3 separate regions of the Homo sapiens genome follow, and regions 2 and 3 are each linked to region 1. A link is a contact called in ENCODE Hi-C or POLR2A ChIA-PET data. All regions are on one chromosome and are shown on one strand. The core of a region is the stretch at or near the end of the contact, and the rest is flanking DNA. Distances in the headings are between cores, read along the strand shown. Region 1 has its middle 99 kb from the start of COL6A3. Region 2 overlaps LOC105373953 (a long non-coding RNA gene). Region 3 has its middle 120 kb from the start of COPS8.

Region 1 (3,015 bases), core at 471-2,970:
GGAAGAAGGAAGACCATCCTTTCTGTGGCTTTTCTCCAGAAAGCTCCCTGGCAGATGTCCCCTGGCAGTCCATTGGTTGGAAATGGGTTGCATGCCTCTAAGCCAATGTTGGGAATAAGAATAGAATCCGTGGATCACCTGAGGTCAGGAGTTTGAGACCAGCCTGGCCAACATTGTGAAATCCCGTCTACTAAAAATACAAAAATTAGCCATGCATGCGTGGTGGTGCATGCCTATAATCCCAGCTATTTGGGAGGCTGAGGCAGGAGAATCACTTGAACCCAGGAGGTGGAGATTGCAGTGAGCCCAGATCATGTCACTACACTCCAGCCTGGGTGACAGAGCAAGACTTCGTCAAAAAAACAAAAAACAAAAAACAAAAACAACCGGAACCCCTGTTAGGTTAATTAAGCCCACCCCTGTGGAGAGACGCGGGAACCTGAGGGCTGTGGTGGGGAGGATATGGGAGGACTGCGTTCATCACTGCTCCCGTATAAGTTCATGTGTATGCAGCCATGACACACAGTCATCAGTGACATTTAAGAGTCTGTAGTTCACCCTATATAGGCATAGGTATAGGCATCACCTTCCCTACTAACTCCCTTGACAGTTTCCAAAAGAGGCAAAACAACAGAAACAAAGCTTTCTAGTTTTTGTTTAAGGGAAGCACTTAAAGTAATAAGACTTAATGACACGTAAAGTCTATTGTGGTTTCCTCACTGTGGGACAGGAAAACTGGGTCCTTATGTGACTGTCAACCTGACTGCCTCAACTAGACATGACTTTGCTGACTGTCTAGATTTGAATGTTGGGGGTCTGTGCCCATCATCCTAACCACACTTTTTTCCTGTCTTCTTCATTTGCTGGTGGCCTTCATTAATTCCTGGGCCAGGTCTAATGCTTGTGACCTAAGACAGTGATTTGGAAAACAGTACGAAGATTGAGTACAAGTTTAGGGCTGTGCAGAAGGACCTCAAGAGTGTCTCTATCTTTGTTTTTCTGTGAGGCAAAAGAGGACTTTGGCAATAGATTGCCTGGCCCTTATCTATACACAATGAGTCGTTTGTTGAATTTCCCACCTCATGGGGCGGGGGAACGAATGCTACTCAGTGTAAGATGCAACTTCAGGATAAGAAAGATAAATATTAACCGTTTCCAGAAAAAACTTATGCGTGTTTAATGATATTCAGAATAAAGGTCTCAAATTAGAATATATTCTAATTCTGTTTTATTCTATTCTATTCTAGTCTGTTTTAGAATATATTCAGAAAACTGTTTCTTTCCACGAGGTTGCCCTGGGAGAAGCTTGAGCTGAGGCCTGAGTCTGCTTAACATCAGGCTGTAACCAGCTGGCCAAACAGCTTTGATTTGTGAAGTCAGTGTCTGAGGGGAATTTATATGAGTGGCTCTAGGGTCTCTGCCACAAATAAATCACACAGGGACCTCTTTTCCTGAGACGACCGGAATGCAATGGAACAATCGGCTCAAATCCCTGTACTTATTTGAATTTCAATATAAAAATCCATTTTCACCTACAGCACGTTCATAAGCAGATCTCTGTTAGTTCACTTGCCCCTGAAGAGCTCTCTAGGATGGAAATCCGTTCCTGTCCCAGGATCCATGCTCCTGTCCCTGTGGCCATGTGATCTGAATTTCTCTTGCCTTTTAAGGAAACAGGCTCTGCTGCTGGCCTTGGTTCAGCCGCTGCATTCCAGCCTGCACACATGGAACGCATTGCCTGCCACTGAGCAGGACAGCCTCGCCAGCGTGGCAGAGAGCAGCACTAAAAATAGCGGGGTGCAGCTCAGCAGGCTCTGCCGCGCAGCCTGGCTGTCTTCTGTGGAAGTGGAGGCACTGTCTGCGGAGCCTCATCAGGACTCAGCTGATTCCCTTGTTTGGCTGAAGTTGTTACTCAAACCCCAACCCAAATTAATTGTTGATGTACAGAGAAAGGGCACCATTCTGGAGCCTCTCGGGGTCACTCCCTTTGTGACCTCCCTGAGCACAAGGCTTAGGCCTCCTTAGGCTCCAGGAGCAGGAGTGGGATTCTCACTAGACAATTTCAAAGTGGGTTGAATGTGTGATAACAGGGGATGTATTGGCAGCCAGGGCAGCCACTGCGATGGTGGCTCAGAGACCCCCCTCAGCCTCAGTCCCTTGGGGTCCTTTTGGAGCTCACGGAGCATACTTGGTCTAGGTGGAGTCACAGTCTTGTGTCTTCAAGGGCTGGGTGGGTCTCTTGGGCAGAGGAGGAGCAAAGCACTAGGGACTGCTGGGGCTTGAGGCAAATAAGGAAGAGGTGTCCATTCTAAAGGCATTGGGGTTTGAAGACTTGAATACACTCCTGCCAAATAAACGTCTTCTGGGCAACTCTGGCCCTTGAGCCACCAGCTTGCAATCTCTGGTTTAGAGGCACTGAGTTAAATGCACCTCTAAGTACATGTTTCTGTGTCTGGTCTTCTGTAGAGTGCTGCGCAAAGCTTCATCTGGCCTGGGAATGAATGCCCTTGCCCTTGACCAAAAGATCATTGAATGTGACCCCAACAGAAAGACTGTACAGATGACAGACCTAGGTTTTATAGTGAATGCATAGGTGTTTCGGCGTGAGAGTGGCCGGAGTTGTCTGAAGGTCCGGTTGTGTTAAGTAGCCTGTTTCTATGAAGAATAAGCAGAGTTCTTGACACAATGCAGATGCGCGTTCTGGATGTGCTGCTGAACCAGTGCCATGAGGAAAGAGGAGACCAAGCTTTATTAGGCACCAGATGCCGAGGAAGCTTCCATAAATGGAGAGCCTGAAGAAAGGAGCTTCTAGAAGGAATGCTTCAGACCAGGTCCTCCAGCTCCAACTGGCCTTGGAGATTTGGCCTATACTGGTCATCATCCTATCTGGTAATTAAAAAATCCAAGCAGATCCAAGAACAATCATGCTGGCACGGGCGTACGTGTAAGTTTTAATGTCTGGTAACCATTTTGGTGTGTAGTTAGCAAGCAATGGTCTGTGCTATGGGATGTGCA
Region 2 (2,700 bases), core at 86-2,585, 79 kb after region 1:
GCCTAGGCTTCCAAAGGACTCAGCACCATGGTGGGCCACACCCTGCAAGGTTCACAGCTTGATCCTCATGCAATAAGAGTTCAGCTTCGGAACTCTGGTTGATATTTTTAGACAATGCAAAAAGCTTGTTTCTCTTCAAACTTTGAAATACTAATTTCAGCATTCATCAGTGGATCTTGCCTGCAACACATCCTATCATGTTGTTCTAATGGTGATTATATATTTCCTTCAATCCTTATACATTTACCAGCTGGAATTCTTTAAGAGTGGTCCCCAATTAATTAACTAATTTATTTATTAAATTATTTATATCAGCATAGACCCATGGATATAATTATTGCTATTACTCTTAATATTTGCTCAAATATTCGTCCATTGGGGGTTCTTTCAGGTTGGCGTCTGTGCCCAATGGACCTGTCCCTGTCCCTTTTTGATCCGTTTCTTATATCTGTCATCTTATCAGCTCTAGGCTCATCAACCAGTCCTGAAATCAACCACTTTCCCGGGATTATTTTGTTGGAGAACAGTATTTAGAACTCAAGATCTGGGTGCTAGATATGCTCATTGGCCCTGTGGTGCCACTGCTTTTAGTCTCTTCCCATTCAGTTCAAAGTTAGGGAATGTATGTTTGTGCACACATTCATGCATAAACACACATCTATATTTATTTTGCCTATCTATCTTCATCAGCACCATTGTCCCTCTATACTTATCTATCCATTAAAAATCCATGAGTTCATACTGATGCCTCCAATTCCAATAGAATAGCCGAAAGATGATTCTAGCTGTCACCTCTTTGTATTCGTAACTAATTTCTCTGACAGTAAGACATGTGGCTCCCTTTTTCTGTACTTTATTTACATATTTGTTCCCTACTCATAGTATGGTTTCAGAGTAGTGACTCATTCTCTTGTGAAAAACAAATGTACTAACTAGAGTACTCTATTTGTGTGTAGATTTTGTTCTTAGTCTTAATAAATTTTTTTGGCATTATCTAGGTTAGTTCTTTTCTTCCTCATCCCTTCCAGTGTGGTTATACTATTTATTTATAATAAAGTTAGGTACATTTACTTTTTCTCTGTGTATATTCCATTTTTGGGTCCCTGAACATTGTAGCTGATTTTAGAAAAATGTATATACATTAAAATTCACTTTGTGGTGTCCATTTTTATAGGTTTTGACAAACGCATGGAGTCATGTATTCACCACGCTAGCCCTTTATCCCAGGGCTATATTAACTCTCCTGCTTTCTGTGACAAAAAAGTAAGCAGGGGCTTTGATCATCTTGGCAACCCATAGTATGATACACTAGTCCCTTATATGAGTCATAATGTTAATTCCAGTTGGTGGGCAGAAAATGACAAGTACTCTGGATGCCTTCGTAAGACACATTTGTACCAGATAGTGGAAGATAAAACCTACAAAGAGTCAGGAGTCTCTCACATTGATGACATTTTAAGGGGGTCACTAGTCTAGGACATGCTGTGATCTCTTCCCAATAAAAAATTATTGTATCTCACACCCCCTACCACCATCAAAGAGGCAAAAAGCTATGTTGTTCTCTTTGGAATTGAAAGCCATTTACACTGTGCTGAACACTGCCTTGACCTATGTACTGAGGGATCTGCAAGGCTGCCAGTTTGGAGTAAAGCCCAGAACTAGAGTCGGCTCTGCAGCATGTTCACAGGTCAGGCTGCCCTACACTTCAGGCTATCTGACGCTGCAGATCCAAAGCTTGTGGTGGAAAAGAATGTGGAGTTGTGGTTGTTACAAGCCCAATAGGTGAGTTGCAGTGTCGACCACTGGAGTCCTGGAACAAAGCTGTGCCTTCTGTGGCTCACAGGTATTCCCCATTTGAAGAGAAGTTCCTGGCATGCTACTGGGCCTTAGTAGGGCCAGAGCATCTGGTCTTGGGGTATTAAGTGACTGTGGACAAACCATCCATTATGAAGTGGGAAGTGTCAGACTCACCAAGTCATCAGATTCAGTGAATGCTGTAGCAATCCATTGGATGATGGTAGGGGTACGTATGGGAGCAGGTCCAGAAGGCACCAAAATGCAAGAAGAAGTGGTCCAGATGCTTCTCAGTTCACTTTCATCCACCTCCCTGTGCCGGGACCTAATTTCATCAGGTCCTAATCACCTGATGCATAAAAAAAATAACTCAGACTTGCTTCTAAGATGGGTTGACTAGAAATGCTGGGGGAGCCAAGAATGGACTGTTTTCACACAGTGGCCATAATCAGGGTGCCCCTAAAGAATAACGGTTGAAGGGAATCATCCCAGTGGGTGAACTGCAGTAGACTTGGTCTGTCACTTGTCCTCTGACAACTGCCATTCTAGAGTTTACTGAATGCCTGTTTACTGACATGCAATTCTACAAACCATGGCTTTGGACCAGAAGACCTATTTTACGAATCTGCTGGTCTTACCATATATCACATCGCCAGGGAACATCTGGCATACCAGAATTATGCACCTATTAAAGGACCAAGTCTTCTACTTATTTAGGGGTGTTGTACCCCGGAATGCAACATATGGAGTAAGCTCACAGCTGATGCACGGGTTCCCCATTTGCTACAATATTTAGGCTTGTGCAACAAGGAGTTGAAGTAGAATTGCCTCTGGTCCTGTAGCTTCCATTAATCCACTGTGGAATTTGTGCTTCTCATTCTTATAACATCAGACCCTGCTGAAGCA
Region 3 (2,758 bases), core at 186-2,685, 110 kb after region 1:
AGGTGTCCGTGAGTTTCCTGCGTGAAGGGCACAGAACACTCTGGAGGAGGCAGGTGAGGGCCTTCACTAGGGGAGATGGGGACACGAGAGAGGCTGGGGCTGGGGCCAGCCCACCGTCCTGGGAACCTGTAGGCGGAAGACTCTGCTCCCTTCCCTCCTCCTTGCCAGCTCAGCCACGGGGCCTCCAGAATAACGAGAGACAGACCATCTCCAGGCTGGAGACTAAGATTTTTCCAGTCCCATAAAGGGGAAAATACAATCAAAAGCCGCAGATGACATTAGGTTTGGCGCATGTGTGTGACCACTAATCAAAGCCATGTGCAGTGCGAATACAACTTTAAAAAGCAAAACAATCTCCAATTTGTTTGCAAAGATGCAAGGCAATGTTGATGCTTACTGAGATGGCTAAGGGGACCAGGGACCTTCAGAGTCTGTGGTGGGGAGAACCCTGCTGTGTGCATACACGTATTTTATTGGCCTTGTTGGCATATGTTTGCAATTTTCAGAGATCATTTCCTCTTTCTTTCAGGGGGATATTTTTTTTTCATAAGACCTGCCTGTGATGTTTCTCTGCCGTGAATCATGTCTATATCCTCACAAAGGATAAAAACCAAAGCCACTAGAGCAGAGTCTTTGGATTTTTCTGAATATGGAAAGCAGCCATGCATTACATTGAAGCATATTCCAACGTCAGGGAACAGAGCACTGCTTCCTGTCCATGTCACCGCAAATTCTGTGCTGAGTGTTACTGCGCCAAAGGACATGTTAGGATGCCACAACGGTTCTCATCTGGTCCGTGATACTCACAGGCTGATGTAGTACACTAGAAAGGGAGGGCTCTTTCCAAGTTACAGAACTTATTTTGCAATATTTCCTGGGAAAGAATTCTGCTACAAGTTTTAATCAATGTAAGAAATGCTGTAACTACATTAAAGTAAACTGTACATGAAGCAGTGTGTGTCTGTGTGGTAGGGAAGAATTCTGTCGAAAATAAGATCTGTTCCATGTAGTACCGTGAAAATCCAAAATGCACCAGCAGCCCCTGAACCAAGTGTTTCCTGGGAATGTCAGTGCAGTGGGGGAAACCCTGCTGTCCAAATCTCTGCTTCCTCCTGCCTCCTCTTCCACAGTCTCATGAAGAGTGTCTCTAACTGAGCGTGCACGTGGTGCCTCCTGTGACAATACATTATTAGAATGGTTAGTGGAATAATACATATTGGTTGCATGCAATGGGGTAGATGAAACATCTCCTTTTGTGTCAAAAAAGAGTCCAGAAAAGAGGGATTATTTGCAGCTTTATAAGGAGCAGTTTCACAATCAGTTTGCGTGGGTTTTTATGTCAGTTTTATCTGGACTGAGGGGCCGGTGACTCCAGCCACATGGTGAGCACTGGTCTGGTTCATGCATCATAATCACAACACCATGAAGCTAATCGGTGACAGTGACACTGTTTGGCAGTGACCCTGCCCATTTCGCAACCTCGTTCCTCCACTTGAGTTCCCAGGCTCAGAGGAAACCATCATTCCATTGTACTCTTGGACTATAAAAAGTAGACTTTAATATGAGTGTGCGTACAACTCTCGACAAAAAAGAAACAGGATTTGACATGCTGTTTTGTAGCCCTTTCAATTCAGTAGAAAATTCTGCAGACAGCTCTCCAGGTGCAAGGTGTGCCTCCACATCAGCATGCGCATCGCCTGCCTGCCATCCCATCGCCCGGCTGCACTGCTCATTTGGTCAAAGCTGAAGGTTCAGGAGCCCCCCTCCATGGACCTCCCAAGGCTCTCTTGCTACTTTGTATTCCTAATTTTATGCTGTTTTCTTAAATAGGGGCTTCCTAACATGTATCCGCCTCATGCCCCACAAAAGATGTTTTCAGAGCCATTTTCCATTTGTTTATCTGCACCATGTAATTCCATTCCACTCCTTACCCTTTTTTTCTTCCCTGTTTTCAGGAAGCAACACGCCAGGTCCTGTCACCTGTCAATCACACTGGGAGAGTGCAACTTTTCTCTTTCAGTGTGGGGAAACAAGCAGTGCCCACCCACATGCAACAGGGGGGCCCCTGGGTGGGTTCAGCCGTGCTGACGATGTGGCTCCCAGGATGACATGGAGATCCTGTGTGCCCTCATTGGGGTAGGTAAAATAAAACAATATCTCTAATAGGAAAAACCCCTACTTGGAGGCTATATAGGTAGAGTCCCAGAATCAATGGTTCTTGACCCTGGCTCCACTGAAGCACGGGAAGCTTTAAAAACACCATACCCTGGTCATGCCCCAGAGCAAGCAAATCAGAATCCCCAGGCAGGGCCCAGGCATCAGCATTTTTAAACTCTCCAAGTGACGCCAGTGGGGAACCCAAAGTGAGAACCGTTTCTACACAGAGACTCCACCTGCTACAGAGGAGCTAGTGGTGTTCATAGCAGCCATGAGACACTGTGGCAGGATAGCGGAAGAAGGGACAAAAGGTCAGTGCAGAAGGCTCCCAGACCTGGTTCTCCACCCTCCGACTGAAGGTGCCCTTCTGAGCCTTCCCCAAGTTTTCTAGAAGGAAACCAAGAAAGAGGCTTTCCTGCTGGGAAGAAGAGAATGGACTGAAGATTTCTCATTCGGATATTCATGTACATGGACCACAGCCTCCTGTGTGTTGTTACAAAGCTTATGATTCTCTTAGGTGTTCTCTCTAGTTCTTAACAATGAGGACACCTGTGTTCCAGCCTTTGGAGTTGTGAAGTCTAGCCAACCTCAGAAAGCTCAG

The links. A loop is a pair of places that touch in the nucleus more often than their neighbours do. ChIA-PET counts read pairs that join two places held with the same protein, here RNA polymerase II (POLR2A). Pooled maps may share reads with other maps.
Region 2: a map of Right ventricle myocardium inferior shows a loop between it and region 1 (8-fold over the local background). The contact joins two enhancer-like sites. A Hi-C loop is called at or near these places in 3 of 168 maps with a recorded cell type or tissue (Right ventricle myocardium inferior, heart left ventricle and left ventricle myocardium superior) and 6 of 50 pooled maps. POLR2A ChIA-PET finds 5 or more read pairs at or near these places in 3 of 52 experiments (AG04450, IMR-90 and MCF 10A).
Region 3: a loop to region 1 is called in a map of heart left ventricle, with 5 times the contacts of the local background. The contact joins two enhancer-like sites. A Hi-C loop is called at or near these places in 9 of 168 maps with a recorded cell type or tissue (Right ventricle myocardium inferior, adrenal gland, cardiac septum and 5 more) and 6 of 50 pooled maps. POLR2A ChIA-PET finds 5 or more read pairs at or near these places in 2 of 52 experiments (AG04450 and PC-3).

Annotation. Positions count from the first base shown.
Region 1 is chr2:237,314,081-237,317,095 of GRCh38, reverse strand. No RefSeq gene overlaps it. Among named protein-coding and RNA genes, the nearest start is that of COL6A3, 99 kb to the left of the region's middle. RefSeq lists enhancers at 1,266-1,866, 466-3,015. Within about 2 kb of position 1,720, at least 26 of the 41 ENCODE cell types and tissues checked have a DNase peak (open chromatin) inside an H3K27ac peak, as active enhancers do; they include IMR-90, heart left ventricle and heart right ventricle, where a contact is called at or near this core.
Region 2 is chr2:237,234,551-237,237,250 of GRCh38, reverse strand. LOC105373953 (a long non-coding RNA gene) reads right to left here. Exons shown (of 6, transcript XR_924035.3): 4 at 1,972-2,143. Among named protein-coding and RNA genes, the nearest start is that of COPS8, 150 kb to the right of the region's middle. Within about 2 kb of position 1,335, at least 12 of the 41 ENCODE cell types and tissues checked have a DNase peak (open chromatin) inside an H3K27ac peak, as active enhancers do; they include IMR-90, where a contact is called at or near this core.
Region 3 is chr2:237,206,513-237,209,270 of GRCh38, reverse strand. No RefSeq gene overlaps it. Among named protein-coding and RNA genes, the nearest start is that of COPS8, 120 kb to the right of the region's middle. RefSeq lists enhancers at 1-57, 58-558. Within about 2 kb of position 1,435, at least 12 of the 41 ENCODE cell types and tissues checked have a DNase peak (open chromatin) inside an H3K27ac peak, as active enhancers do; they include heart left ventricle and heart right ventricle, where a contact is called at or near this core.